Linked DNA regions of Mus musculus: all the other regions are linked to region 1. A link is a loop called in an ENCODE intact Hi-C map of the cell type or tissue named here. Cell type or tissue: gastrocnemius. All regions are shown on one strand. Each heading gives the region's core, and the rest is flanking DNA. Links, peaks and the distances in the headings are about the cores only.

Evidence for each region. A loop is a pair of places that touch in the nucleus more often than their neighbours do. Peaks named below come from ENCODE experiments on the same cell type or tissue, not always from the same donor. Only the 100,000 strongest peaks of a DNase experiment are listed, where the experiment ranks them.
Region 2: it touches region 1 in a loop (2.6-fold over the local background); 29 of 42 quality-filtered maps call a loop at or near these places.
Region 3: a loop joins it to region 1, with 6 times the contacts of the local background. A loop is called at or near these places in 11 of 42 quality-filtered maps.

What each region holds. Positions count from the first base shown.
Region 1 is chr3:10,235,153-10,245,863 of GRCm38, forward strand. Fabp12 (fatty acid binding protein 12) reads right to left here. Exons shown (of 5, transcript NM_001357160.1): 5 at 9,057-10,711. Among named protein-coding and RNA genes, the nearest start is that of Fabp12, 14 kb to the right of the region's middle. In gastrocnemius, for the core only: CTCF peaks have their summits at 4,883 (motif pointing left) and 6,824 (motif pointing right); DNase peaks (open chromatin) are centred at 4,898 and 6,822; H3K4me3 peaks cover 857 bases; H3K27ac peaks cover 3,379 bases.
Region 2 is chr3:10,004,293-10,015,003 of GRCm38, forward strand. It overlaps Fabp5 (fatty acid binding protein 5, epidermal), which reads left to right and starts at 8,293. Exons shown (of 4, transcript NM_010634.3): 1 at 8,293-8,426; 2 at 10,679-10,711. The coding sequence starts at 8,348. In gastrocnemius, for the core only: CTCF peaks have their summits at 5,270 (motif pointing right) and 8,299; DNase peaks (open chromatin) are centred at 5,299, 8,235 and 8,884; H3K4me3 peaks cover 1,806 bases; H3K27ac peaks cover 1,571 bases.
Region 3 is chr3:10,054,735-10,065,445 of GRCm38, forward strand. It overlaps Gm33365 (a long non-coding RNA gene), which reads right to left and starts at 9,601. Exons shown (of 4, transcript XR_387544.2): 1 at 9,220-9,601; 2 at 8,450-8,587; 3 at 3,041-3,201. In gastrocnemius, for the core only: a CTCF peak has its summit at 5,134; a DNase peak (open chromatin) is centred at 5,162.

The DNA of each region.
Region 1 (10,711 bases), core at 852-8,851:
AGAATTAATTAAATCGGGTCTGGTATTGTGCCTCAGTGTTTGCCTAACATGCATGAAGTCGTGGGCTCAATTCCCACCATTCTGTTCACCAGGCATGGTGACCACACCTGCAATCTTAACACTCCGGAGATAGAGAAGGAAAGACTGGGACTTCAAGTCATCCTTGATTACATAGTGAGTTTGAAACCAGCCTGGAGTGTGTGAGAACCGATGAGAAGAGAAAGGAAGGCGAGGGAGGAGGGAAGAAAGAAGGAAAAGGTGGGGAGAGCACATAACCATAGAGTCCTGAAAAGGGCCAAAGGCATGAGCGAACTGAAGCAAAGTCCCAGGAAAGATGCAGAAGAACGCTCATAAAAGTAGCGTAGAGGGGCAGGGAAAATAGCTCAGTTGGTAAAGAGATTGCCTTGGAAGTGTGAAGATGCAAGTTCAATGCCTCAGAACCCACATAAGCATGGGTATTGCTGGACAGTGGTGGCACACTCCTTTAATTCCAGCACATAGGAGGCAGAGGCAGGTGGATCTCTGAGTTCAAGGCCAGGTTGGTCTACAGAGCAGGTTCCAAGACAGCTAGGACTACACAAAGAAACCCTGTCCCAATCTCTTGCCCCCTTGGAAAAAAAAAAAGACCAAAGGAAAGAAAGGAAAAGAATGAATGAAAGACAGAAAGCACACACTAACGACAGTGGTAGAGCTACAGAGTTAGAAATATGAACGAGGGGTAGAGGAGGGAACGATTCACAGCTCACAGTTAGGTGGATCAGGTCATTTAAGGACGGGTGACTTTAACTTCATCACTTTGAGTCTGGAATATTCTCTCATTCACTCATCATGTTTCTGTGTTTCCATTAGAGGTGAGATGTAATAAGTCATAGCTGCTGTCTGGTGGAGATAGTATGTCCTAAGTACCAGGACACATTCTACGTGTGTTAATGTCTTAGTCTTCTCAAGAACACTATGACACCATAACTGTCATTGCATTTTTACTCAGGCATAAAAATGTTTGAGGATTTGATTCAGGTGACGCAGGCAGATAGCAACAGAGTTTCTGTGCTACCACAAGTGTCAGTGGCAAATATCCCTCTAGTTTGCAAGTGGACTGACTACCTGGTGTTTTGGACCTTCAGAGGCTACACGAAATACCCTGAGGCCAAGAAAGGTCATTGTCAATGACCCTTGACACTGTCTGAGCTGAGTCTGAGCTCCACACGTCCACGCTAAGTTGCAGCTCAATGCATTGCTCTCTTTGAGAGCCCCATCAACAGCCCTGCTGTCCTTTCTTTATGCTTGCTGTCATTCCTCCAATACGCCTCTGACACCATAAGACCACTCTGATTCATAAGGCAATGGATGTCTCTTAGTAGCATTTCATTTGTTCATAGCCCAAATTTTTTCTAAGTGCTTCCTGAATCTGGATCCATGTTATCTCCTAAATTTGAGTACTAGGTGAAAAAGAAAGAAAACAGCCGTTCTCAGCCTGTGGGTCACAACCCACATAGCAGGTATCCCGCATATTAGATATTTACATTATGGCTCATAATAGTGGCAAAATTAGTTTTTATTAGATTTATTTATTTATTTATTTATTTATTTATTTATTTATTGTATATGAGTACACACTGTAGTTGTACAGATAGCCGTGAGCCTTCATATGGTTGTTGGGAATTGAATTTAGGACCTCTGCTTGCTCAGGTCAACCCTGCTCACTCAGTCCCTGCTTGCTCCAGCCCAAAGATTTATTTATTACTATAAATAAGTACACTGTAGCTGTCTTCAGACGCACCAGAGGAGGGTGTCAGATTTCATTACGGGTGGTTGTGAGTCACCATGTGATTGCTGAGATTTGAACTCAGGACCTTCAAAAGAGCAGTCAGTGCTCTTACCCGCTGAGCCATGTCTCCGGCCCTGAAAAATTGTAGTTATGAAGCAGCAACAAAAACAATTTTGGGAGTCACCAAAATATGAGGAACTGTATTAAAGGGTCATTTAGGAATATATTAAACTGTACTAAAGGAATGTATAACTTTATTAAAGGGTCACAGCATTAGGAAGGTTGAGAACTTCCAAAATAGAATAAATTATTTATGACCTTGGAACAGGCAATGGTATCTAAGGAATCAGTTGAATATATTTTTTTCTTTAAAAAAAAAAAGATATTTATGGACATCTGGAATCTGCTACACACAGTGGCATAGGTGGGGTGTAGACACACAAAGGCTCGCCCACAGCCACACCACAATGCTCAGATAGGAGGACACTGTGAGACCTGCCTGTTGCCATACCATGAGGTGGGGACATCCAGAGGCCCACCAATCATGTGTCCTGCCCACAGCAGGAACCGCTACAATGCGGTGGGAGGAAAGAAGTGGAGCAGCCAGCGCACTGTGAAGAGAGGCAGAACTGGAGACACGAGGGTCGGGAGGAGTGGCCTGTTGTGAGTAGCCTGAACTGCCACCCGAGGTCATGGTGAAGTCCCAGTCCATGGCTGGACCCATGACCATTCAGCAGCAGAGGTCTGTGTCAATGTCTGTGGCTCATATTACCACTAAAGACCCTGTGGACATCCCTGGTCTGGGCTGCTATGTCCAAAGGCTGTGCAGAGCTGGCCCTGTCCCTTACTTGCTGTGACACTCTGGCGAACTGGCCCCTACCTCTCACTCAGGGCAGTGGGCCCTATACCTCGTCTGGGCAGCTCAATAGAGCTGGTCATGGTGTTGGGGTTGGGGTTAAGCAGGCTCCGAGGACATGAGGGAGGGAGAGCCTTCTGTGAGGTGGCACGGGCACAGGAGAGATGCCCCCCCCCAACAGCACCTGAGGCAGTTGGGAGAGCTGGCTTTGCCCTCACTGGGCAACACAGTAGAGCTAGTCTTAATGGCAAAGACTCTGGTAAGCCAGCCCCAAAGACATGAGAGCAAAAGAGATTGGCCAGCTGCAGCGTTGGGTGAGCTAGCCTGGGCAGTGTGGAGAGCTCACCCTGGTGATGCTGGTGTGGGAGAGCTGGCAGGCTGACCAACTCAGCTACCACACAAACCCGGATCCAGTACTGTGTGAGGCCACTCCAAAATCTCACCTCATCTAAGAACTGCTGGAGCACATGAAGGGGCGGGTCCTGCAGATCCAGAGCTGCAGGACCTCCATGACACAGGGCAACAGCAGGATATCTGAGAGGAGTCCCCTTGAGCATCCACAATTGATAGCGAAGCAGAAGACAGAGGACTTGAGCCAGACCAACAGCTCACTGCAATGCACATCTGCAAGCAAAGATGTATGAACACCTTGTCGGGCATCAATGGGAGGAGAGGACCTTGATTCCAGGAAGGCCTGATGGCCCAGAGTAGGGGAATGAGAGGGCAGAGAAGCAGGAGTGGGTGGATGGAGACATACCCTCATAGAAGCAGAGGGAGGGGGGATAGGGTAGGAGTGGGGGGGGGGGGGCAGAAATCAGGAAAGGGGATAACATTTGAAATGTAAATAAATAAAATATCCAATAAAAAATGACTAAGCATAAGAAAAAGATGTATGGATAAAAGGATTCTACGGGACACGGTGTGACACACTACAGTTTCTACAATGAGAAGTTTTCTATGCTTTTTTGTTTGTTTGTTTGTTTGTTTTTTAAAGTTCCTTTGGTGGGTGGAAGTTGCAAGGGCAGAGGGCAAATAGGAAAGAAAAGGGAGATGAGTGAGATTGGAGTGCATGATGTGAAAGTCACAAAGAATCAATAAAAAGTTAAAAGATATTTACTCGGTGAGCACAGAGTTGACAAATACTGTCTTAGTCTGTCATAGTCAATACACTTATTTTATATTTGTGTTAATTTCCTCTTGACTTGACAATTGTGTGGACTCAGGAGTTTGAAAATGCAGAGGCCTTTGCCGGCAGTTTTTTCCAAAGCAGAGCAGTACCATTCCTGGCAAATGTTTGAATTTAAGAAAAACCTAAAATCTGTACAGTTTTATAAGTGGGAGAGAAAATCCTCCCAGAATAACAGCTGCATTGATAGCCCCACCCCACCCTCCCCCCACCCTACTCCACCCCACCCCACCCTCCCCCCACCCTACTCCACCCCAACCCCACCCCACCCCATCCTGTTACAGCTGCCTACATCTCATCCCCCAGGACCGGCGGAGCCTGAGCTCAGCCAGGATTTGGAAACTACTGAGATTAACCTAGACCTTTACCCTGCAATGCCTTGCTTTGAAAGAGATACCAAGACAGAGAGCCTTCGGAGGAGCCAGAACAAACTGTCATTTGAGGACTCCCGATAGGATCCGTCAGGGAGGTGAAAGAACAAGGAAAGGCTTACGCTAAAAACATGAACCTTACATTGGGAGTAAACGTTTTGGAAAACACGTAATTATTATTTTACTCCATTCATTCCATAGAAAACCTATTTTTTTTTCTTCACTGACATGTTGTTGCCTTTATATACAAACCTCCTAAGTTTTTGGGGAATTTGTAAGAAACTGAAAAAACATATCAAACCTAAGAAATTGATGTTTAGAAAAGACTGGCATGACTGGACACCTATTAGAACAGATCAAAGACAAGGCTATTCCATCTGTTGGCAAGGAGGCGATAAAATTGACATTTCACACAGTGCTGGCAGGAGTGTCTGAGAGCACGTTCGTTAACTCAAGTGTGTGTTCATGACCTAGTCATTCCAGTTTCAAGTACTTACCCAAGGAAAATGAGATGCAGAATGCATCTAGCATAGCCAATAATCAAGGTTCAATTCTAGCATGGGGTGAAAGCAAGAACATGACAGATTCAAAAGTAAAAAGATGGGAAAGTTCTTTAAAGATTAAAGGATACAAGAGAAACGGTTCAGATATCAAGGCTGTGTTATGAATAATACAGGTGACCCTGACTACCGTACATAGCGCCACCTTGAGGAAATTCGTGGGAAATGCTACTTCATGGTTAAGGAAGCCTGAGAGAAATTCCTTGATCCACATATCCAGTATTTGTATAGCACTTCACCGGAGGCAAAGCCTTGTTCTGCCTCCTGAGAGCTCAGTGAACCCAAAACAAAACCAAACGACCTTCTTCTCCTCCTTGGAATTTATTGATGTTTTAAAATAACATAAGGTCATATGCAAATTAATTTGTAAACTATCTATAAACGTAGAGAAACATTAAAGAAATCTTTTCTGTGTCACAGATAGTAAAACCAAGCAGTCACATATTTATTTTTCCTTTCTAATGACTTTTATAAATTTGGATTATTCCAAGAATTTTTGCTGGCTGGTGTGGCACACTATCTGATACACCACCACTTTCAGGGGTTTCTAAGGACTTACAGCTGCAATCCCACCCTGGAAGGAGGGCACCTTCATATCAAATTGTCATAGACTGTGGCTTCCTGGGAAATGCTTACACCTGAATGAGCGGCTCTCTTTAGCCCAAAGCACTGCCCAGTCTTTACTTCCGTCTGTGCCAGGCTCTGTAGATTCTTTTACTGTGTCTTCAGACCCACAAACTTCTTTCTTAGGGGTCTAACCATTTTTAACCTATGTTGCAAGTGTTTCTTTCTAATATTCTATTGGCTTTAGCTCTAGATGGCTTGTCACCTTCCACTAATCTCATTATGCCTAGGTTCACTAAATCCTCCAGTGTTTGAGCATATTTATAACTTAAAGTCCGTGTCCGTTAATTCCATCATTGCTGTCATATCTGGATCTGTTTCAAAGTAAGATGGTTTTCCATTTATAGACTCTGTTTGCTGTTTCTTGTCTTGTGTAACAGTTTTGGATTGGTGATGGGTACAAGTGTAGTCTTATTGACTGCCTGCATGCTTATGGTCTTCATTTAAGAAGTGTTGCTCATTGTTCTTTTTCTTTATTCTTTTTAAAGTTATTTTATTGTAACCTTTTTAGTTATGTAGACTTTCATAAAAAGCATGCACTGTATTTAGATCATATTTAACTCTTCCAGCACAACTCACCTTACTTAAGCTGGCTCTGGCATAGCTTTTACTCTTAGCTCTACTGCCAGGACAAGTCACTTCTGGCTCTTCCTGAGTGCTCGCGCTGTCTGCTCTACCCAGCCTCAGCTTTATTCCCTGCCCTCTCTGAGGTCTGTTGAGGGTTCATTCCGCAGCAGTTTGGCCATTTGTTCCCTGGCTTCGCTGAAGTTGACACTGTGTTTATACACATGGAACCCTAGGCACTGACTGTGGCTTTCCCCTTTCTGTAGCCACACTCCTTCCCAGAACCCTTCCCACCTCTCCTGGGTGCCTTAAAATTCTATTCAAACTGCCATGGGTCTCAATACTACCATTAAGGCTGTGGCTAAGCAAAAAGCTGTGTCTACGGTGGGGCCCATTTCAAATGTTTTCCTCTCCTAAGACATCATAGTCTTGGATTTCCTACTACCTAATCTTCAAAAACATCTGCTTCAAATATTTTTGCCCGTGTTCTAGCTGTTTATGACACAAGGAAAACCCTGACCCTTGTGACCACAACGGCACTGAAAACAAGTCCCCAACCCCTAAAGCTCTTATCTTCACATCCTGCACATTACTGACTGGTACAGCCCCTGGAGCCCTCATCTGTGTGTGGGGCACGTCACTGGTACACGCTCATGTCAGGAATGCGAGGCTCTCTCTTTATGACATCCTCAGGATGCTATGTTTACTTGGTGCTAGGGGTCAAATCCAAGGCCTTGAACTGCTAGGCAAGTGTTGTTCCACTGAGCTGTTTCCAGCCTAAGTCTTGTTCATTACGATGTGTTTGAGAGCTAATACCAGATGGGCGTGAGGAGCATACCTTTTAACCTGCTAGGAAGAAACAGACAGCGCAAGACAATGTTGCAGCGGTAGGGGGCGCTACAAGGAGTTCTGGCTGGGCCGTTCTGAATTAACAGTGTTTGCAGTTCCGAACAGTTCAGAACCTCGTCGTTTTGAAACATCTTCAGTCTCTCCATAAAGGAGTCAACAAAGCAAGGACTCTCAAGCACAGGACAGTCTTTCACAGAGCTCCACCCTGGACAACTGGGTGCTCAGTGTTCAAGAACCACAAAATCTATTACTCTAAATCAAGAAAAGCAATACACGTCGATTCATAGTAATACAGGTTTCTGCAGGCAGAGAAGGCGTGATCATGACGTCTTACAATTAGATTATGATTGACAGTTTTATAAATATGCTAAGTATACCATCTCACTGTGTACTTTAACAAGTGAGCTTTATTGGGTATGAACTGTATCTTGGTAATGGCTTTTTTCTCTCTTTCTTTCTTTTCTTTCTTTCTTTCTTTCTTTCTTTCTTTTCTCTCTCTCTCTCTCTCTCTCTCTCTCTCTCTCTCTCTCTCTCTCTCTCTCCCTCCCTCCCTCCCTCTTTCTTTCCTTCTTTCTTTCTTTCTTTCTTTCTTTCTTTCTTTCTTTCTTTCTTTCTTCTTACCTGTATTTGAAGTAGTTGGTGTGATTTTTATTTCCTTACTTCACCACAACTTTACACAATAATTGTGTCTTCTTCCGTGTCTGCATCACTGTTAGAGCAATGGGATGCAAAAATATCTAATTCCTAGCAATGAGTGTGGCAGGTAAATTGTAGTCTGAAAAGACTGGGTGGAGAGCCATCAGAAAATCAGGACTATTGGACAAGAAGTGAGAGAAAGGTAATTTTCAAGGTGTTCTCTGGAGCCTGCATTGGCAATGGAGCAGCAGAATGGAGTTCTACTTGGTTTTTGTTGTTTGATTTGGTTTGGTTTTTTGTTTCGTTTGTTTGTTTGTTTGTTGGCATCTGACCTTATACACTGGATGAGAGGTCCATTGCTAGAAAGGTGATAACTGTTAGTAATTAAAATTAAGCGACAAGTTTTAGGGAAAGAAGCGCCATCCCCTGAGTGAGGAAGGCCCAGCTCTTTTGCCATAAATCTTGCAAGACCCCTGTTTGTACCTGACTTTAGACTGGCTTTAGACTATTATTTATATAACTGTATCATCAACGATTCTGGTCAAGGCCATGTGTACCAGCTTGTCAGGAGACTGAGACAGGAGAATAGATTGATCCAGAAATTCAGGGCCAGCAGGAACAACATACTGAGATTCCATCTCCAAATGCCCCCAAATCTAGCCAGCTGTGGTGATACACATCTGTAGTCCTCACATACAAGAAGCTTGGGAGATGAGAGTTCTGAGAGTCTGAGGCCTCATAGAAAGACCCTGTCAATAATAGTAATAATAATAATAATAATAATAATAATAATAATAATAATAATAATAATAAACCAATTCTGCTTAAAGTGGTCTGGAGCTGTGGTTCTATCTTTCTTTGCTTTTGTCCATAAGGATGTGAAATGGCTGATAGCGTTTGCTAAGAGAAGATCTCACAATACAAAAGGAAACCTGGCACCTCTCTCTGGGACACCTCAGTTCTCTACTCTGTTGATTAAAGAATTCTACTCTGAGATCCCCAGAGTCCTGCCCAGTGTTAAGAGTCATGCCACACTCTGTCAATGTAATCGCTTTCTAAATATATAATACCCGCAACACCCAACAGTCTTTAACAGACAAAGCCCTAAGCTGCTGTAACTGCTAATCTGACGCCTAGGAGCGCTCTCTCTCTCTCTCTCTCTCTCTCTCTCTCTCTCTCTCTCTCTCTCTCTCTATTTCGCTGCACCCAATTTCATGCCTCACGCCCTTCGATCGGGTGGTTTCTGTGAGGTGGACTGAACAACAGTTCCTGGAAACTGTCTCACGTGGGTGACTGATGAGTCAAAGTTCGCTATCTCTACTCTTGCATGTGCAGCTGAGGCAGGTTGTTTTCCTGATCCCTCCAGGACATGAGAGTTTAGGTTACGCTGGATTTCTCAGGCATTACAAGTCCAAGTTAATACTTTCAGGTTTTAAAATGTTTAGCTACAATTATTTATTCTATACATGTGGCTGTGTGTGCACCCACATACAACGCATATAACAAGCATGTGTGTGGAGGTCAGAGGGAGACTTTCAGGGATCCTAAGGCTTGGTAGCAAGTGTCTTTATCTGCTGAACTGCCTTGCCAGCACTCACAGTTTGAACTGTATGACTGCTATTACACACAAAGACACCAAAAGAACTCTAATAATTATGAGTTTTATTTTGGGGGAAGCATCTCGAATCACTACTGAAGAACATGAATGTTCAGGTTGCAAGCTTAGTTTGTAGCTGCCCTGGTACTGATCAGCTGAGGGTGTTTACAGTAAGTATTTAAGCTCTCTGACTTTTAGTCTATGTCTTTATACATGTCTCACCAAGATGAACCTACTCAGAAAAAATGTCTAATACAGTAACTATTGCTGAAGCACAGCTCAAAAACCAATCCGTGCTAAGGTGTGGATTGTGAATTAGGCCCAAATTCGCATGTGATTATGGTGGATCAGTCTCCAGGCTGCAGAGCTGATAGGAAGGGTGGGACTAGAATCCATCTGGAGGGCATAAGGTCACTGGGGGCTTGTTTTTCAAGGGATTTGAGCCCCTCGAATCCCCATTTCTCTCTTTGCTCCTTTGCCCCTGAGTGTAATAGCTTTGCTTAGTGCACACGCCCTTCCTCAATGTCCTACCTTGCCACAGGCCTAAAATAAAAAGAACCATTCAGTCATGGGCTGATGCCTCTGAGACTGTGAGCCAGACTAATTGATAAGTACAGTCTATCATCTGTCTTGACATTTATTGTTCATTTCAGGCTATTACCAGCCCAATTATTCAAGTAGGACATTACTTTCTCAAGGATCCACTAGATAGAAAATATTCAACATTAATAAAATTATTTACATAAATTTGTATCCATTGATTTGTTTCTTTATTTATTCTTGGTTTAATGAGATGAGGTATTGCTATGTAGCCTAGACTTATATTCTCAATAATTCTGCTTCCGGCGTGAAGGTATCACAGGTCTGCGTGACGTGACCGTATCTATCCTGTCTTTTCTATTAATATGTTGAGAGCATCTAACGTGCAGAATATGATCTAAAAGGAGAAATAAAACCATCTGGATTATAAAGAGCTGGTATAATTTCTTTAGATAATTCCATGTCACTTAAGTATTCTAAATAATGATTATTGACATAAGCGAGGTCCTACACATTGTATCAAGGCTGTGGTGTGGGAAGATGACTTCATTGAGTGTTGAAAAGAGAAGGCAGAATTGTACCTTTGCTTCTCTTCCCAGATAAAAGTCTCTGTCACTGATTTTAATGCAACCCTTGTCGCTAATTACAAAATTAATTCACTAAAGTGACATCAGAGCATTCTGTCCAGGTGTTATAAACACTTTTTTACACTTTTTTTGTGTGCAAACTTTAGCTTATGAATTTCCCAAGATTAGAGTGGACAATGAACTGATTGGGACCTTTGTAGTTCGTCTACAAAGTGAGGTGTCAGATCCACAAGGTGACGAACATAACCCCAGGCCTAATGTGAGGTCCGCTGTGGATAGAGCAGCAAGCACTCCATCATGGCTGATTTCCACAATGGGCCTGCACTTGCAAAGTTCTATGTAACAGAGTTGAACATTTAATTGGAGTGTCCCTTAGTTTTAAATGTGTCTCTCGTGTTCAACCCCAGCATAACACTTTGCCCTAAGCAGTCAAGATTACATTTAATTAGGATAGATTGACTATGCTTATTGAGCGGATGCAACTGAGCGTTGGTGCTCTCTGAGGATCTGATGTTAGCTATGCATTGTGCCGATGAGTCTATCCCCTCTCACAGGATCAATGCTAGACTCTAT
Region 2 (10,711 bases), core at 1,388-9,387, 230 kb before region 1:
GTGGTATTACAAGCTGGTACAACCCCTCTGGAAATCAGTTTGGTGTTTCCTTAGAAAATTGGACATAGTACTACCATAAGATCCAGAAATACCTCTCCTGCACAAATACCCAGAAGATGTTCCAACTGGTAATAAGGACACATGCTCCATTATGTTCATAGTAGCCTTATTTATAATAGCCAGAAGCTGGAAAGAACCCAGATGTTCCTCAACAGAAGAATGGAGACAGAAAATATGGTATATTTACTCAATGGAGTACTATGCAGCCATTAAAAACAATGAATTTATGAAATTCTTAGGCAAATAGATGGATCTGGAGGGCATTATCCTGAGTGAGGTAATCCAACCACAAAAGAACACACATGATATCCACTCACTGATAAGTGAATATTATCCCAGAAAGTTAGAATACCCAAGATACAATATGCAAAACACATGAAAATCAAGAAGAAGGAAGACTGAGGTGTGGATACTTTGTTCCTTCTTAGAATGGGGAACAAAATAACCATGGAAGGAGTTACAGAGGCAAAGTTCAGAAGAGAGACAGAAGGAAGGACCATCCAGAGACTGCCCCACCCAGGGATTCATCCCATAAGCAACCACCAAACCCAGACACCATTGTATATGCCAGCAAGATTTTGCTGACAGGAGTCTGATATAGTTGTGAGGCTCTGCCAGTTCCCGGCAAATACAGAAGTGGATGCTCACAGTCATCTATTGGATGGAACACAGGGCCCCCAATGAAGAAGCTAGAGAAAGTACGCAAGGAGCTAAAGGGTTCTGCAACCCTATAGGAGGAACAACAATATGAACTAATCAGTACTTCCCAGAGCTTGTGTCTCTAATTGAATATGTAGCAGAGTTTGGCTTAGTAGGCCATCAGTGGGAGGAGAGTCCCTTGGTCTTGTGAAGATCATATGCCCCAGTACAGGGGAATGTCAGGGCCAGGAAGTGGTTGTGGATGGGCTGAGGAGCAGGGTGGGGGAAGGGTATAGGGGAATTTCAGGATAGCATTTGAAATGTAAATGAAGAAAATATTTAATAAAAAGAAATTAATAAGATATATACATAACGAAAGAAAGAAAGAAAGAAAGGAAGGAAGGAAGGAAGGAAGGAAGGAAGAAAGAAAGAAAGAAAGAAAGAAAGAAAGAAAGAAAGAAAGAAAGAAAGAAAGAAAGAAGTTTGAAGCTCACTCAAGCAGTAAGCTCTAATCACAAGTGACTGAATAGAGATTTTGGACATATTTAGGATCCATTTAAGGACTTCTTTGTGGTCCTGAGCATTGAAAAGGAAGTTGAACATAAGTCTTGATACTTGGTAACCCTGGAAAGAAAAGCTATGTATTTTGAAGTTGTAAAATACATGATAATGGTTTGGTGATGTAGGTAAGAGTATGGTGCTTTGCCTAAGATGCTCAAGGTTCTAGCTTTGACCCTAAGAAATGTACGCACAAAAATTTGTCCATTGAGCCAGGCAGCACATATGGTCAACTTTCTGCAACAATTGTTTCTCAAAAAACTACCCACTGTGAATCACAAGAAACCAATTTGAATTTTTAACGAACCATATCTGTTTCCTAAGTAGACGGATTCCTACAGTCTCATGTTTCAGGCAGAATGGTTGTTTCCACTGGAAAAGTTTTGAGTCTATTTAAGTCTAATTTGGAAGGTAGGATAAAAATATTTGCATCTCAAAACTCAAACGCTGCCCTCCACCCCCGTGTGTGTACATGCCCGTGCATGTGTGCACACACACATTCCAACTATTCTGTGACAGGCTCTTGCTATGATTCCCTGGCTGAGCTGGGTACAGATTACATAGCCCAGGACGATACCAAAGTCTTCCTGTCTCACCCTCAAGCGGGATACGATTACAGGTGTGTGTAGGACTAGAAGAGGTGAGCTGGCACACGTAATGTGTAGGAGAGCCAAGCATACCTGTTCCCACGTCCTGATGAGTATGTGTCTGTGTGTTTCGTAGAGGTGAACAAGAGACAAGAAGTGCCGGAATATGCATGCAAAAGGAAAGAAAGAGCATCTGTCAACCTCCTGGCTCACTCAGCAGAGCACAGAGTCATCTTACACACTGGCTATGTAGCTCTGTGCATGCCTCTAAAAGCTTATGGGATAGTCATCCCACTGCCAATTTAAAAAGATGAGAGATAGGATTTACAGAAGTTATGAAGTATTCATGAGTCTTCCTTAGCTAATAAAATGAAAAAGCAACAGTGGGCCTGACCCATCAGGATTAGTACACTAGGAACAAGAAGTCCCCTGGGTATAGTGGATCCAGTTTGAGAAGTTATTAGTTATTGTAGAGATCTATCAAAGAAAGAATTTAATAGTGTACCTGGGCAGTAAGTTATCTGGGTAAAATCAGTAGCTCATTGGAAAATATACAGGTAGTGGTCCTGAAATAAGGGAAAGGTGTAATTGACAAGAAAAGACTTGACTTCTTCTGATACAGAAATAGTATAGAGGGTGGTGTGTGTGTGTGTGTGTGTGTGTGTGTGTGTGTGTGTGTGTGTGTATTTGAAAGTTTTAAAGAGCAAATGTGGTCCTAACCTGAATTTAGTATATACCAAGGTTTAGGAGTGGAGATTTAGCTGGATGCTGGATTGAGGGAGTTGGCAGTGTCAGAGAGATTGAGAAGTTATCTTGCCTGGTAGGACTGTGTCTTTAAGACTTAGAATACTGTCCATATGAGACATGAAACAATTAGCCAGGGCTATGTGTTCTTTACAATCTGTGACCATGAGCAGGTAACAAATGTAATATCCATGAATACACATGTCTGGGTTGTAGGGGCTTATGTGTAAGTCAAGAGTATATTCACCTTGTGCAAAAAAACCTTTGATTCGGAACTGTTAGAGCATCCGTGTTATCTTGAAACCACTCACCCTTTAATTATTCCGACTTTTCCAGTGCTTCACTTTCCTTCTGGCCATTACCTAGTCCAGTTCATTTAGCAACCATTTATTTGTTTGTGATCTATTATTTAAGCAACAAGTAAGTTTTACTGGCAAGTCGTGCTAGTCAGGTGGTATAGGAATAAAACTGCTTTATGTAAAAAGAGAGTTCTTATGTCTATTTTTAAAAGTTCCTTAAGTAGAAACAACCTTATGACAATTAAAACAAGAGTCTTTATTTGGTGAATGGTGGCTAGTCAGAGGTCTTGGACTTGATACGTTGACAGTTGTGGGGTTTTATATTCTTGGTGTGTCTGAGGCTGATTTCTGAGCCTTGGTTTCAGCTGAGGATTTCAGCTGAGGACAACTGACAAGATGCAGGTCTATCATGTATCTGCAATGAAATCCTACAGTTTCCCTTTGGAAGCAGCTCTGTGGTTTTTCTTATAGGAAAGCCCTAACTAGAAGCGAGGTAAACAAAGCAAGTCAACAGTAGAACAAGCCAGACTTAGGCGAGTTCACAGATTTGCTATACAACTTCAGGGAGGCATTAAACTTTAACAGACGCAGGCTCAAACCTGCTCACCTCCACATGCCATTTGCAGCCTTTGCTCAGGCCTCCTGGAAAGTGGACAGATAAACAGCTGCCCCTGCCAGATCGGAAAAAGTTCAATGACTGAATCAGATACATTTAGTCAATTTGATTTGTTTCCTGTTTGTCTTCTGGAGTCTTGAAAGGATGAGTTAGACAGACAGACAGACAGACAGACAGACAGACACACCAAATCAGCTGATACTCAGTTCTCATACATGAGATAGTATTTGAATATGACCCATGCATAAGCCCCCATAGACTCTGTCTCTAAGTACCAATGCAATGTAAACTCAATGTGAAGAGTTATGTATAATATTATAATGAAATTTGCAGGAAAATGATGCACCTGAAAAGTGTAATACTTATCAAGGTGACCTAAACTCAGAAAATAAACCTCAAATTTTCTTCCTCATATGCAGATCCTAGCCTTTAATGTATACATGACTGTATAGAAACAGTGGTAAGGGTAAGCATAGTATAAAACCTAGGAGGACAAAAGAGGCTCATGTTAGGCGATGAGGAGGGTATGGAGCAGGCACGAGCACACACAAGTCACCAGGAAGACGTAAAGCTCGTTTAGTTTTATAGTTTTGACTCCACCATGTTTCTCTTCTTTATTTGTGGTGGGTATTTAAGTTGAACGTTCTGGGTATTAAAGTAGTAAGAGCCATTGTTATACTCCAAAGGAACCCAACATGTGTTATTGGTGTTAGGCTTTCCGATTCTATTGATCATGTGCACAGTAGGAGTCAGTCGTAACTAAACAGCTGGTGAATACATGTGTCCCATTGACCCACTTAGAAAAGGCAATTTTAAAAAAAAATTTGGTTTTCCCACTTCCTATTCCAAACTCTTTAAATCATTCTGTTATAGTGTTATTAAAATGCAAACTATGTTGTTATAATAAACTAAAGTATGATGTTTAAATATAAAAACAAGAATTACACTGTGTTGTTTAGGAAATAGCAAAAAGATAAAACTCTCCATAAATTGATTAGACTCATTTTTCCTCAAATACTTTTTATCTACAGTCAGTCAAGTGTCTATGTGTGGAATGCAGAGATGGAGAGAGCAGATACTGTTCTCACATAAGGAGATAATCAGAACCACTGTAAGAGTGTAATATAAAAATATTTCATGTGCTGAGGTGGGAGTGGCCTCTTGTGGCAAGGTCACAGGTGTGGGTTTGGGCATCTTTTGCAACCTTGGTATCTGGAGCACGGTGCCTGGACTAGCAGTCTTAACGCCAGTAAGGACTTAGTAGATGAGAAGAGTCCAGGCCCTGCTCTGGACCTACTGGATCTGAATATGCAGTTCCAATTGTAGACTTGTCCAGTCTCTCACTAAAACATGAGAAGTGTTACTTCAGACACATCCCACTTTATACTTAGCTCTTCTGCCTTTCAAATGTATCTTGCCAGGTATTTAGAGAATACTTAACTGTCTAAACCTGAATTACTTCGGGTATTCTGTGCCATAATTTCTTTACCGTGGTGTTCTCTCTCTCTCTCTCTCTCTCTCTCTCTCTCTCTCTCTCTCTCTCTCTCATGAGCTACATTGCTAAGCCACCTATACTTACTGCCCTCAGGAATTATTGTAAAGGATGAGGAGCCGTGTGAGAGACGCACCTGCTTACACAACAGCTGCTAGGGTGTCTGTAAAGGAAATCACATTCCGTGTTCCAAAGCTACCTACCTGTGTCCACAAATGAGAACACAGGCCATCCGTGCTAATCAAATAAAGCCCGGGAGAAATACTTCGCTACTACCACTAGGTGGCAATAGAGTGATTTTTCAGCCTTTCCCTTCAGGGTCATGAACTGAGTCGCGCATAGATAGCTCAGAAACTGCGCGGGCCTCATCTGTTCTCAGGTGGCCAGAGGAAAAGCCTCAAGGAACGCTCGAGCCTTCATTTCTTTCCACCCGTGGAAAGCCCTGCTTAAGCGGGCCATTGACACGTCCCTGCAGCTCTAGTGGAGGAAGAGCTGGAGGAAGTAACACAGGTGCTACGGTTTTCAAAGGAGAGACCTGCATGCTTAGAGTTGATTTAGGTGAATCAAGAGTCTAAGGCCTTTCCTATGGATTCTTGTTGGCCTCTTCAAATCTGACCCTTAACTCGGGCTCATTCCGAAAGAAATGTGCACATTGTTGAAGCCATCTGAATGTGCCTAAGAAAATACTAAGCTTCTAACCCTAGACATGGCCAGTGGGCTAAGTGTGAGCTGTGGTCAGGGACGCATGAAAATCTGAATGTAACTACTAGGTTTGAAGGCGGCATCTATTTCAAAGGCAGGCTTTCGATTGTGTGGAGAGTATTGAGCATGTTCGAAAGAACAAAACAGCAACTTCGTAGTGAGATGGGAGCCATACTGTCAGATTAATGTATATGTCAGAAACAGTCACAGCCAATATTTGCAATGTGGACTGATGTATGAAATCGGGAAACGCAGGACACAGTGTGTGAATGCTAAAGACTGCAGTCGTGGTTCTGTGTACACATATTCACATAACACATGCACATGGACACATGCACACATGCACACAGACACACAGAAACTTGTAATAAAGGGGATGTAGGCCGTGGAACTTCTTGCAGCATGGTAGAGGCTTGTCAGATTTTAATTGTGTGAGGGATGATACAATAATTAGTGTCTTGGCAGGGTGGCTGTGGCCTCTTCTCTTAGCTTCCTTATAAGCATCATGAACAAAGGACAGGCAGGTGTGGTCCTGTTTCACAAGATCTTTCGTGAGAAACTCCTCAGTGCGATTCCAGTTCTACTACTCCGCAGCACCGGCTCTCTTAGCCTCGTCTCCTCTCCTGTGAAACTGGGATAACTTCCTCAGGAATCGCAGGCATTAAAATTCATCCGTGCAAATGCCAGGAAGGACCACAGAGGGAGCAGTAGAAACTCAACAAGCTGACCTTGTCTCCGTGGTGATAGCCCGTCTGGGTGGCGACAACTTCATTTCAGCCCATGTTACCTCCAATGAGGTGTGGGAGCAGGCAGGAAGATTCTGTAAAAAAGACAGTCTGAGAAAGGTCATTCCACACACAGAAGGGAACTGATGGCCTCAGTCAGTGGGATGTCGCAGCTCAGGACACATCAATATATGTATGGCCTTAGTAGAGAATGTGGCACTTCATGTATGTATGGCATATTTTGAGCTGGTCTGAGAAGCTGCAGGCCTTTGGATAGCTTTGAAAGGACGTACTTTAGACAAAGAAAATCATAAGTATAAATTGTCGTGCATTTGTGTGTGTTTGTGTGTGTATGTGTGTGTGTTTACGGGCCTGCATGTGTGCACATGTATGTGGAAGCTAGTAGTTGACATCAGCTGTCTGCCACGACAGGATCTCTGACTGACCCGGAAGCTTGCCAATGCCGGGTGGGCTGTACCAGGGAGCTGCAGTTCTAGGTGCAGACACAGCAGCAGCTTTTGTGTGGGTGCTGTGGATCTGAAGGAGTCTTCCATCCTGGGTTCACTTCCTCAGCTGCAGGGCAGCGTGACTGCAGTAAATTCACTTAGAGTTATTGTATATATCCAACCTAGTAAAAAATTATGGCTCAGCTGCCCTCAAACAGACTTAGGACATTTACATTGGCCTGTGGTTGGGCAAATTATCTAATACAAACCTGAATCCTAACAAAGCATGGACTATCACAGGTGGCTTACTAAAAATGACACTGAAAGTGAGGATCAGTAACTGTGTAATGACAACTTCCGCAAGGGTGTTGGCCACACCTGTAATGTCAGCATGTGGTAGCTGGAGAGTGATGGTCAGGAGCTACTAGCTGCATATGGAGTTAGAGGCTAGCCTGGGCTACATGACCGCTCCATAACCTTTACTCAATTCCTCTTCTCACTGTCTCATAAAATGTGCTCCCTTTGTCTCCCTGTATCTCTCCCTGCCTCCCCTCCCCACACACTCAGATTCTGTGACTGGCGATGGCATCTAACTGTCAGCGGATTGTCCTTGGAGCCTTATGTTTTGTGGGACTTCAGTGCATATCAAAGTGATAATTTTTTTTTTATAGTCAGTATATTCTAGGCAATTTACTAATTCATAGCTGGGCCAGCCACCCTCAAAGGATGGAGGGAAGTAAAAGTTTTGATCCCTGATCGGGGAATAGAAGCTAGTAAGATTTTTCAGGAAGTGACAGTTACCTAAGCTGAAACTTGCTAGTGTAGTGGAGAAAACAAACTTGTAGAGCATTGTAATCTCCCTTAGAGACTGCTGCCAGGATTGTCTAGCATGCACAGACAGACAACCAAGAGGCCCCAGTGAGGCCCCAGGAGGCGGGAGGGTGGGGTCAGAAGGTTCTTTCATGAGGGAGTAGGATGTAGGGCTAAGGAGATTGCAGTTTATTAATTCAGTAATCAGCCATTCAATTCCTATAGCGCCAAGCGATGGCTAATTTGTTCCTCCCAGGTACTTATCAAAAGCAAATGGAGGCGGCAGGACAGTGGGACCACGGCGCGCAGGCTGTCCTCAGATGGCGCGGGTGGGGGTGGGGGTGATCCCTGGGCCCACGGGACTGTGCCGCAGCTGTCACTAAGGGAGGCACAGGGCGCGCCAGACGAGTCGCAGCTTGCAGGAGCTGCGGGAAACGTGACGTCCCAGTCCGGCGCAGCCAGGCCAGGGTGGCACCTTCAGACCCCCCAGCACAGCCCAAGGCGCACAAGTCCGGGCGTGGCGAGGGGCGGTACCAGGCTGAGGCGCGCCTCCTATTGGCTGCCCGACACCACCCCCACACCAAGGACGATATAAGCGCAGATGGCGCCAGGAGCGGAACAGCGCCCTCGCCACCGCGTCTCTGCTGCTTTTGTGCTCTCCCTCCCACCATGGCCAGTCTTAAGGATCTCGAAGGGAAGTGGCGCCTGATGGAAAGCCACGGCTTTGAGGAGTACATGAAAGAGCTAGGTGAGATTTTATCGCCGAACCCCTCCCTGGCTCCTCATCCTTGTGGGGATGTGTTGGTTCCCTTCCACCATGCGATCGGGGGAGCTGCAGGGAGCACCTTGCGGCAGTTAGGATGGAGTGCCCGCCTTTGTCGCCGGCTCCGCACGTGGTGGGTCACCCCGCTTCTCCCCTTTTCTGCTTCTTGCCCCCGAAGCAGCCCCTCATTGCTTCCGGCCCTTCACAGGTGCGTGCCAGCGGTACTGCTGTGAGCCCCCTACAAACAGCCCCTCAGTTGCCTCTTAATGTTATCCCCACTTCTCTTCCTATCCTCACCTGTGCCACCGTCCTGCCCCATCATCCTCCCCTGGCGTGGCAGCACTCACTCTCCTTTTCCCTTTGCCCCATCTTTTGTTCCTCGATGGCGCCAGTCCCCTCCACCCCATCTCCGCCTCAGAGAGGACACCGCGTGGTAGGGCGTGGTTTCTGCAGAAGCTCTTTAGAGGCTATGAATGATGCTGCTTATATCCCTTTCTCTGCAGCACGTCTCAGGTCCTCTCCTCGCCGCACTGGCTAGGCGTGGCGCCCGCGGCGCTGCACGGTCGACAGCTGGTGGCATGTGGGCGAAGTGCGGAGACATCCATTGTGCATGGTTGTTGTCTTGCGACCGTTCTGTTCTACTTCTTTCTCTTGATTCTGGAGGGTGAGGAGCAAGGAGACTTGGGCCTGGCTGGAAAACTATAATCAGAAACTGCTGTTGCTGGGCCGTGGCTGCCAACTGCTACAAGATGGGTGTGGCTTTGCAGCAAGCACTTGCTCCTTAAAGCCTAACCAGAGAGTGGGCAAGGTTCAAATTCACCCTCACTGGAAATAGTGCCTCGTTGTCTGTTGCCAGTTTTGCCTACTCTTAAGATAGGGATGCATTGGTAAACACAGAACAGACAACGAAATCGACACTTGTCACAGATGCTAGGAAGTGGGATGGGGTTAACGGAAAGGTACTCTCTCGGAAGAGGTACTGCTGGTAGGAGGAGGCAGCTTCAGGCGCTGCTGTTCACAGTATTCCTCCCTGGTTAAGAACCAGCCTTAATTCTTTTAAACATTCAGCACACTATGGGGCTAAGTCTGGCTCCTGATGAATCCTGTTTGTGCTAACGCTATTGTCAGAATGTGGATGCATTAGGGGTTTGTGTCTTTCCTTGTCCACAGTGGAAAGCCGCACAGGTGTGAGTGAGAGCCAGTAGAGAGCACTGTTTGAAAGCAGCTGGTGTTTATGCTGTGAGTGGCTAGTTCTCCAGATTGTGGCCTTAGGAAGGTTATAGGCCTTACCCATAGGTTCTGGGCAATGTAGAGGGGAGCACAGCAGAAGACTCACAGGGACACGGGAGCCTGGCTGAGCATCCTGCTTGGACGAGTGTCTCCTTTCTTGTGAAAGTATCCCAGGTTCCTTATGAGTGTTACCATCAAGGACACGGACATAAACCACTGCATAACCCAGAAATGTGGAACTCCATACTGTGAATAAACAAACCACACAGCATAAAAGTCAACCAGATACTCAAATCGTACAGTGTTTCCAGATAGCAGCACGTCAGGTTCCTAACATACAGAACAAGCCTTACCATGGAAGCTCACATGGTCACACAGCTTTGAAATGTTTGTTCTTTCCCTGGGTGTGTTTTCCCTCTACTTATTGACACCAGAGGCATGCCACTCACTTAAAATACTGTGCTGTTTGCATTGAAAGCTTATTTTAAAGCATCTACCAACTGTTTTTTTTTTGTTTGTTTGTTTGTTTTTTTTTTTTTTTTTTTTTTACTTACATTGTTGTTTTGAGAACACGGTCTCTCTGCAGCTTAGGCTGACTTTGAACTGTTGACCCTCTTACCTCCATGTCTGGAATGCTGCTGGAATTACATGTGTGTGCCACCATGCCAGTCCTGTCATTTAAGGTTAGGGAGTAAAGTCTTGCCTGACTTTCTGAGGGCCAGTAGCTCAGTGGCTAGTAGCTGAGATTAGAGTCTTGTTGTGAGCGGGACTTGCCTCGAGTTCTGCCACTTCTGGCTAAAGCCGGGCTCTCATCTGTCCAGTGGAGACATCACCCCTGCCCATCCCCAGCTCAGGATGACCACGAGGCTTACATGTGTAATGGGAGCAACATGCTAGCTATGCAGGTCGGTGAGTGAGTGAGTGAGTGACAAGAGGCTGGCCAGTGGGATGATAAGGAATGAATCCTTGCTTATATTGTACAAATTATGTCATTTTCCATCCCACAGGAGTAGGACTGGCTCTTAGGAAGATGGCTGCCA
Region 3 (10,711 bases), core at 1,895-9,894, 180 kb before region 1:
TAGCTATTTATTTAAGGTTATGTTTACTAGATGACATGGTTTCTTTCCCAAATAATACAAAAGAGTGGCATAGAAACACATTATCAGGACAAACAGGAAAAATTGTGAGTATAACACATGTTAGCGTCTATAGTACCTGTCTATTATATGTGCCTTAGATCTTTAAAAAGGTCTGTAATTCTCTGCTAGTCACAAGTTGGCAGAGGCAGACTGGGGTTACAAACTGAGCTATAGCAAGGATGGCCACAGAGCGTTAATTGCTGCACGTTCTGCGCTGCTCACTTCTCGTAGTTTTTCACTGCCTTAAAGCAGCTTTAAGGCGTAGGGAGAAGGAACTTTGAAGCATTAGATGAGTGTGCAGCCCTTTAAATTGAGTTTCCTGGTACTTGGGCAGTGGAGGCGCCTGAGTTCTCCACTGGCATCTTCAGGCCCCGGGGCTGAAATGCCCACTGGTGGAGAGCAGCAGCTCCTCTGAATTGTGTGCAGGGCACGCATGCTCTCACCGTCAGTACAGAAGCTAAACAAACAACAGGAACCACTTTGTCCCCCAAGTGCACAAAGTGTCTCTCAGCAGCATTTACTTCAACATGTCCTTGTCCTTGAGAAGTGCACTGTAAACACACAGGCTTGGTCATCCAGCCACAGTGCTTGATGCCCAGCAAGGGAGCCTCCTGAATGGAGGCAGGCCAGATTATGAGAAAGGGCCATGCTTCTAGAAACCAGTAGTAGAGACACATTCGCTAGCCCCTGGTAACTACCTTGCTCAAGGCTCCTGTCTCCTGGTTAACTGCTGTTTCCAGGTTACCTGCTCTTTAGTATTTCCTCATCAAGTAAATTTTAGAAATTTAAAAGGGTAAAAATAATGAACTTTGTTGTTGTTGTTGTTCTTAAATTTCTTTGCTTCCTCATCTTCATTACTGTTGCTTGCATCTCATGGATCATGGAATCAAATAGTAGAAAAGAAATCTGTCTCACACGGCTAACTGTGGTGCCGATTTAACAGATCAAAGTGACTCTGGCTGTGAGTTTGCCTTAGTCCCTACTCAGTAGTACCTATTACAGACAGAGTCATCCTGGCTGACTTGCCCTACGCTCTACCCCTAAACCCTCTAGCTCAGGGGCTAGGCTGGAATTCCCTCCCCACAGCCTTGGGTCACTACAAACCTTACCAGTGGCTCTCAACCTTCCTAATGCTGTGACCGCGCGTTGGGTAACCCCAACCATAACATTATTTTTTGTTGTATGTCTTAACTGTGCTTTTTCTACGGTTACAGATTGTATTGTAAATGTCTGGTGTTTGGAATGTCTGATATGTGATCCCCGTGAAAGGTTGTTTGGAAACCCCAAGTGGGTTGTGACCCACAGGCTGAGAACTACGGCTAGCCATTTTGGTTCACTAGGTCTCTGGGTTTCCAGTTGCTCTCTTTGCTCCTTCTCTCTCCTCTTCCTCTCTTGCTACCCCCTAGCCCCCATCTTTCATCGTGTGGTTCAGTCTGGACCCTTTCAGATTCCTCTCGTACTGTATTATCCCCTTACTACAATAAACCTCTCCTCCACCATACCTAGGAGCTGTCATATCCTCATGGTTTCCATCATCTGGTGAGATAAATATAGAATATTGGGTTTTACGAGCTGGAAAGAACCTTAAATAAAGCACATTCATATAAATAACATATTTGAATTACTCTTGAAATATCTAGCACTATTAAAAATAATTTTTTTGCACCAGGCAGTGGTGGTGCTCACCTTTAATCCCAGTGCTCTGAGGCAGAGGCAGATGGATTTGTGAGTTTGAGGCCAGCCTAGGGTACAGAGAAAGACAGTTTCAGGACAGACAGGGTTACATAGAGTAACCCTGTCCAGAGAAAAATCAATCACTAAATAAACAAATTTAATAATAATGATCATTACATCTTATTTATATATTTTGAACATTAATATATTTATATTATAAATAATAATGTATTTATATTATAAATATAAAATATAACAGTTATTATTATTATTATATTTTAAGAATTCTTAAGTCTATAAGCCTGTTCCCCTTCAGCCTTTGGTTGCTAACTTTTAAGACATTAAAATGTGATAAAATAGTGATCATAGCTCCATATGATGCTAACCATGATTTTTTAAATTAAAATAATACATTTGTTTGTTTGTTTGTTTGTTTGTTTTAATAACCCACAGCTATGTCTTTCTGTTTGCTGGGCTCTCATATCTGAGGGCAAACAAATGTCATCTCTGGTTAGCCACTGTCTTCTTGTGTCCTTGGAAACAAGGAAAACAAGAAAAAGTAGCCACTTTAAAAACAAGGAATTTCAGGTCTGGCAAGGCAACTCAGAAGGTAAAGAAGAGCTGAGCCTGACTCCTGGGACTCACGGGGAAGGAGAGCATGAGCTCCTATGGGCTGTCCTCTGACCTCCACAGGTGAGATGGAGGTGTGCCGATGCACCTTCCATAAAAATATACAGGAAAAACTAAAGCTTCCCACTCTTGAGAGCAAAGTACCTTCATTTTTTTTTAATTAGGTATTTTCCTCGTTTACATTTTCAATGCTATCCCAAAAGTCCCCCATCCCCACCCCCCATCCCCTACCCACCCACTCCCCCTTTTTGGCCCTGGCGTTCCCCTGTACTGGGGCATATACAGTTTGCAAGTCCAATGGGCCTCTCTTTCCAGTGATGGCCAACTAGGCCATCTTTTGATACATATGCAGCTAGAGACAAGAGCTCCGGGGTACTGGTTAGTTCCTATTGTTGTTCCACCTATAGGGTTGCAGTTCCCTTTAGCTCCTTGGGTAATTTCTCTAGCTCCTCCATTGGGGGCCGTGTGACCCATCCAATAGCTGACTGTGATCATATCCAGAAGTACCTTCATTTTATAAGAGGAAGATCGAAAGACATAATGAGCCATGTGGTTGCCCAATGGCACATGGAGGGCCAATGGCGGAGTCTGCACAGAATCTCATGTTCTGCACAGATTTCAAGAAAAGCCTTCATGTAGAAAGGTTTCTTCTGCCTGCTTATGGAAGCTTGCTTACCAGGCCTCTGGGGTCTAAGAACTCGATTTTAGAGTGTTTGTTTGTTGATGGAGTAGCTCCAGAGTCCTGAGAGTGGCTTTGCGTCTGCATTGAGCCAGTTCAATTCTCAGACGGTCCTCAATGTCTGGAGTGGATTAGCGAGTCTCCCAGGTCTTGTCTGTCTACATCAGTGAAGAAGAGCAACAGCATGAGTAATCTGAGATGGACAGGAAACAGTTCTGGAGAGCTTCTAAACCCGTCCAACTACAGAGATTAGTAATAACTTCCCATGGCAACAAGACCACCTTTCATATAAAAGACTTGTGCTGGCATCTGTAAGTATATTTCCAAAGGCGACTTACCTAATTCCACCTAGTAATAGTCATTAGGTGGAAGTCTAATCAGTAGATCATGGTTTGTTTCAAAGGATGGAACATTCAATCCATGCAGGGAAGCAGATGACAGAGCAAGTAGATCTGTTATTTAATATTTTTCTACAATGATCTTCAACATGCGAAGAAGCTGGGGATGAGCTGAAGGAAGGCTCCCTGATCCTCTGGGAATATTGTTAAAGCTACTCCCTAGTTCCCAGGCTGCTCCTCGCTCACCCCAACCTATTGTTTTAAAGATCCATTTGATCACTGTGTATCCCTTTTAAATTTAAGTAACTTTCTGATTTTCACCATTTTTGTAGAGATGAGATAGTGTTTTTATTTAAAAGGACCCCCACACATGCACACACATGCGCTCACATGCACATCATTACCATAAACAGTGAGGAGTTTTATCTTTAAAGTGATATCGCTTGAGCCACAGGTCATTTTAGTGTCTCTCTGTTGTTCTAAGAAGCCCTGCCTACAGCCTTCTCCGTAAGGAGATAAGGCTGTGTAAGAGAGACTTTTCCAACCACGCTGGGAGATTGCATGTTACAACCAGCATTTGACTATCTTTCAACTGCAGATTCAGAGGCAGGGTGTCCCTGGACCTTGCACATGAAAATGTACGATTTATCCAGCACTGCCCATGTGGCACCGGTTGACATTTTCCATCTTGTGATTTTGTAAAAGTAACAATTTGGGACTGATGGGCATATTAACACCGTATGAGAAAGACCAGGCTTGAGAATATATTGAACACACCAGACCAAGGAAATTGTATGACACTTTCACCTGACTCTATCAAGAGGAGGCCACCTAACACGCTGATATCAGCAGCTCCCAACAACCTGCCCTGGGACTGTCTTGTGGGTGCAAGGGGTGGACAGACAGACACCTGTGACTGCCCTCACTGACTTAGCACTGTGCATCAGTTCTTCACCTCAGCTTTACTCTGACCTTGTGGCTTACTCTCCTCCCCCAAGAACAGAGATTTATGATTTTTGCATCTGTATCTCAGCCTCCTCTCCCAGCTTCTCAGTAAGGCCTCTGTGAGCTCTGCTGTAGTCTCTTGGTAGCCATTTTCTAGCCCACACAGACGCATATACACATACATATATCAATGTCTATAGGTAGACACAATTACTGGGTGATGTGTAATATGTGATCATAGGGTTAATGTCAATAATGTAATTTGGAATAAAATATAATGTTTGCCAGCGGCTAGCTCTCAGAATCGGGACGACTTGGCAAATGCAGCCAATGAAATTATGAATTTATTATTATCCAGTAGTTCTGACATTATTGAAAGACACAAAACATGTCTACATGCTTCTGGCAAGGAATGCCCGTGGCACTGTTGTTCCTAAAACATTTCCTAAAACTATGTTTGTACCCAAGGAATTGAAAGATGCTGATGGCCCTGGTGGAGAAGGCCTTAGTTCTGTGCATCTCTGGGCTGTGCTGGGTCAGCACAGTCTCCACCCTTTAGTTAAGTGGGCAAAATATATGTGGATGAATTTCTTCCTTCTCTGTAGGTGGCAAGTTTCCAGATTCATTTGATTTCTTGTATGTTCTTTTTCTAATTGTTTCTTTTTCCATGACGGCTCTGAGAGGAACACACCTGTGCGGATGAGTGTTATTCTACAATGCACTTCCTTCTCTGTAGCTTGTTCTCCAGCAGGCCAGGCCTATTTCTCTTTCCTTGAGTATTCCATTGCCTGGTCTCCCACCACTAGGTGTCATATGTATTCACACAAATGCCTCAAGGGTGTAAAAGTAAGCATGCATGCTCTGGTTCCGTGAGCTTGGTGGGCAGGGGTGTGATGACATCCTGCCTTTGGCCGAGTGTTCCAAGGTCTCTCACTCTCTGTGTAATGCCTGGCTGTGGGTCTGGCTGTATTTGCTCCCTGTATTTGTTCTCTATGTTTGTGTAGGAGAATGTCTTTAGGACTCATTTTATCACTACATTATTATTACTAATATTATTATTATTATCATTATTATCATTATTATCATTATTAACCCGTAGTATTTGGTCTTGCCTACCCTAGGTCTCTGGACTATCTGATCTTTAGTTCAAAGAGTGTAAAAGCCAAAGGGGATGGAGGATTCTAAGAACACAAGGTCTTCTAAATCAGCATGAATACAGCTCATATGAACTCACAGAGACTGAAGCATCCAGCACAGAGACTGAAGCCTCCAGCATAGAGACTGAAGCATTCAGCATGGGCCTGCGCAGGTCTTCCCCAGTCCAGTGTGTATATATTACAGCTTCCAGTTTCGTGTTTTTATAAGATTCCTGAGTCTCTCTTAAGAGCTTGTTCTTCAGGTGACTCTGTTAGCCTCTATAAGCAGACCTGGGAGGGTAGCTCTCTCCTTAGTATGAGTGGGCAGAGTATTCTCTGCAGGCAAGCTCTCTTCTTGCAGGGAGGGTACCCAGATATCTGGTGTTCAAACTGGACTCCTGGCAGGAGTTGTGTTCCACTCACTAGAGGTCTTAGGATCCCGTGTGGAATCCTGTGTGGGCCCTTGCGGGTGTCGGGCGACTCCGCTGGCAAGGTACCCCGGGGCTCGAGTGGAGCGGAAGGGGCTTGTGCCCCAGGTCAGGCCCGGGTAGTCTGCTTCCCTATTTACCGCAGTCTCAGGTTCTGCGCGATTGGATTGGGGCAGACACTGTGTTCCACTCACCTGAGGTCTTAGGATCCCATGGGGAATCCTGTGTGGGCCCTTGCGGGTGTTGGGTGAGACTCCGCTAGCAAGGTACCTTGGGGCTCAAGTGGAGCAGAAGGGGTTTGTGCCCCAGGTCAGGCCCGGGTAGTCCGCTTCCCTATTTACCACAGTCTCAGGTTCCGCGCGATTGGATTGGGGCAGACGCTGTACTACACAATGGAGTACTACTCAGCTATTAAAAAGAATGAATTTATGAAATTCCTAGCCAAATGGATGGACCTGGAGGGCATCATCCTGAGTGAGGTAACATATTCACAAAGGAACTCACACAATATGTACTCACTGATAAGTGGATATTAGCCCCAAACCTAGGATACCCAAGATATAAGATACAATTTCCTAAACACATGAAACTCAAGAAAAATGAAGACTGAAGTGTGGACACTATGCCCCTCCTTAGAAGTGGGAACAAAACACCCTTGGAAGGAGTTACAGAGACAAAGTTTGGAGCTGAGATGAAAGGATCCACCCCATAATCAGCATCCAAATGCTGACACCATTGCATACACTAGCAAGATTTTGCTGAAAGGACCCTGACATAGCTGTCTCTTGTGAGACTATGCAGGGGCCTAGCAAATACATAAGTGGATGCTCACAGTCAGCTAATGGATGGATCACATGGCCCCCAATGGAGGAGCTAGAGAAAGTACCCAAGGAGCTAAAGGGATCTGCAACCCTATAGGTGGAACAACATTATGAACTAACCAGTACTCTGGAGCTCTTGACTCTAGCTGCATATGTATCAAAAGATGGCCTAGTCGGCCATCACTGGAAAGAGAGGCCCATTGGACATGCAAACTTTATCTGCCCCAGTACAGGGGAACGCCAGGGCCAAAAAGGGAGAGTGGGTGGGTAGGGGAGTGGGGGTGGGTGGCTATGGGGGACTTTTGGTATAGCATTGGAAATGTAAATGAGCTAAATACCTAATAAAAAATGGAAAAGAAAAAAAAAGATTCCTGAGTGTGTGAATGAGTGGGTCTCCATTTCTTGTGCCTTCTTTTGGGTTTTTTTTCCTTCGGTTGGTTTGTCCTGTACAACTTTGATGTGATAGTTTTTCAATATTATGTTTTAGAAGCCAGTTCTTCTCTAATCAGAAAGGGAGTCGATCTGGATGTGGGGGTTGGAGGTCCGGAGAGATTGGGAGGGGTAGAGGAAAACCATGATCATGCTATATTATGTGAGAATAAGCTTTTATTGTTTTCACTAAAAGGAAAAAATGAAATAAAATATGCTCTGGTTATCATGGCTTACTGTACAAAATCTTATATTGAATGTACTTACATTTTAGCTCACCTTAACATAGGAGTCTGTCTCAGAATAGAAACACCAAACAAACAAAAACAAGACAAAAACAAAACAAAACAAAACAAAACAAACAAACAAACAAAAAAACGGAACAAAAAAGAAATCTTAAAATCAAGGAAACGCCCAAGTGGAAGCATTGCGTTTGAGCAACTGGAGGCTCTGAGACAGCATCCAGTCTGGCCCTGGAAGCACCATCTCCTCTGCCTCCTCACTGCACAGGTGCCAGGCAGCTTCTCCTGTCAGCCGGGGCGCTGGAGGAGCCCACAGAAAGATCATCAGGCACCTGCGCACTAGCTGTGATAAGGAAACAGACTCCACTCTCATTCTACAGTTTTGTTTTCCAAGTAAAGGTGCTGAGGTGTTAAAATATTTCTCCGTTATGGATTCTAGGCATGATCAATTTCCCCTCTTTCATGTTAGGGAAATGAGGCTTGGCATGGCTTACTCATTGTTCAAGTGCATGCAGAAACAGACCAAATATCTCCTGGGCTCTAGACACAGTATGGCCTGTCTACACTTGTTATTAGCATTAGTTCTATTCTGGAACTTTGCAAAGGTAGTTCCAAACAGAATCTCATAAGATCATGCTTGATATTTTAGGAATATTAGCTTCATAAAGCCACTTGGCTCATTAGAATTAGAGTTCAGGCTGTCACTCAGCTGCTGAAAGACTAAATTGGAAACTAATTTGTTGGGACTTGGAAGGTGGGTAAACTATTTGAGATGTTCCACTGTCAGACAAACACAAGTAAGCAAAGTTGTAAAATCAAGTAAGTTAGAGAGACAGGGTTGGTTGGATGCTTAAAATCTAGTCCATGTTTAATTGTTGTTGAGAAAGCTGCAGACTAAAAACCCTGTGGTTAATAAACTTGACCAGTTGAAGTTAAGCTACAACAAGTACTTAACAAGTACTTAAGCTTTCTAAGTACAGTTGACCAGAAACTGTAAAACCACAAATAAGATCTGGTGGAAAGCAGATTGTGAAATCTTGATCGCCAAAGTGATGGAAGGCACTCACTGTGTATGTCAGCAGGATGTGACTCTCCTGTTGGGGAGTTTAGCTCCTATACGGTCAACACCTTAGTTATGTCCTCTCGGCCTGCAGAGCCACTGACCAACAGCAAGATTTCTGACTTCATCATCAGAGACATGATATCTGAAAAATTTCAACATGACTTCTTAACCATCAAGTCTTGACAGCTGGACCATTTAAAAATGTAACATTTATGTGTGTTGTAAAACAGTATTTTCAGCTGATTTTCTCCAACCATTTGTTTTCTTTGGTTACTGTAAAAATTTTCAGTGTTACAGAGTCCAAGGCCAAATAAAGCCAGACTAGAAAGGCAATGACCCCATTTCCTGGATGTTGGCATTATGGTTGTTACCAGGTGGTAGGAGCGGTTAATACATCAAGATAAAATACTATTGAGCATGATATAAAAGGTTGGGTGTGTTTGTTTCTAAGGTGGCATGGAAGCGGTACACCTACAGACCTGCTGGCAATAGGTGTTTACAAAGGAAAGCAACATCAGACAGAACGGTAGCCTAGGACACCATTTCACACTGTAAAGTGACCGATTATGAGGCTACTTAAACAACTGGACTATCCATAAAGCTTGTGGATAGCTGTAACTATTTACTCGGTTTCTGATGTAGCTTAAGCTTAAGCGATTACTCTCCCTATGAACAGTGGTTCCTTTTGACTAAAATGCCACCATCCCATATGAAAAAATTTTATGGGGCAAAGTTTTATCTAAAGTTCATACATAGGCTGTTAGCTTAACATACCTTTAAGCTCAGATGCAATGTGGAGCCTTGTGCATTTGAAACTTGCCTAATCCCGAACTCTGTCAATCATGAAGACATATATCTCCTGTCACATGTCAAAAAAAAAACAAAAATCAGACAAAACAAAATAACCTAGAAAGAATATGTTTTTCCTATCCTCAAAAGATAACACAACAGAAGTTGCTTTCTTTGTGATTTGCCTCCTTTGCACTATCTCAACCCATCAATTTTTCCTCATAGAAAGTAAACGAATCACTGTGTTTCCAGACTTCTTCTTTGTTGTCCATTCAAATTACTCTCATATAAATTGGGTTTAACAATTATCATTCTTAGGATATCTTTCATGTACATTCTGAAGCTCACAAAAATGAAAAGCATTATAAGAGATTATAATAGTATGCTAATTTGGGTAAGAGTGGACATTACGACATATTGTACCTCAAATATAATTGTTTGGATGTGATAGTTTACTAGTCAGTTATGTAAATCCTAAGGAGAGATTTTAGATCCATGAATAACTCTCCTCAAAGACAAAGTCTTGACATTCCCTATCTTGTGGATTCAGCTTCCTACTACTGCTTGTATGTGAGGAGAAGAGTATAAAGACAATAGAGTACTTCTCGACAGTTTTGATATGGAATATATATATATCACAAAGAAAGCAACTTCACACACACACACACACACACACATATATATATATATATATATATATATATATTTGTGTGAAATATTAAATCTGTGCTAATGCTGACTAGGCACCGGCTGGTGGTCTTGGTCTGTTTCCAGCCCAGGAGACAGGCTAAGACTGCATTATTCCTTGTAGCCAAAACCTGTCCCACTAAGTCTGGCTCTCTGACTCAGAGCTCCGAAATCACTCTCTATACTTCTTGGCTGGCTGCTGCAATGCCCGTCCTGCAGTTCCCAATTCCTGCGGCTGCAATTATCTTTCTCTGGAACCCAGCTGAGTCGCCACATGAAGGAAAAAACGCACAATCTTAGTTTAGAATCAACAGATAATACAATCTCTGAGCACAGAACCTAGCATCCTAATTTTATAAACTATTCTATGCTAGAAATCCTCTGGTGACAGACCCGCTAGGATCTGCCTAACAGCCTCTGGCTTCCCACATTGTGTCTGCCTTGCTCCCACAGTTCAAAAACCAAGTTTCTTTCTCCTGCATTCTCTCTTCCTCTTCCTGACCTGGAAGCCCCGCCTCCTCGCCCAGTGATTGGTTTCTTGTAATCTTTATTTATTAGGGGGAAATTCCACTACACATAAAAAAAACACACATGTATATATGTATACCCTTATTTCCATTAGAAATAAGAATTTATGTATGGCCTACTTTGGAGTACATTAAGTTTGAGATGTTCTCTCTCTCTCTCTCTCTCTCTCTCTCTCTCTCTCTCTCTCTCTCTATCTCTCTGTCTTTATATTCTTTTATTGACTTTAATTTAATTTAATTTTATTTTATTTTTTACTTATTCA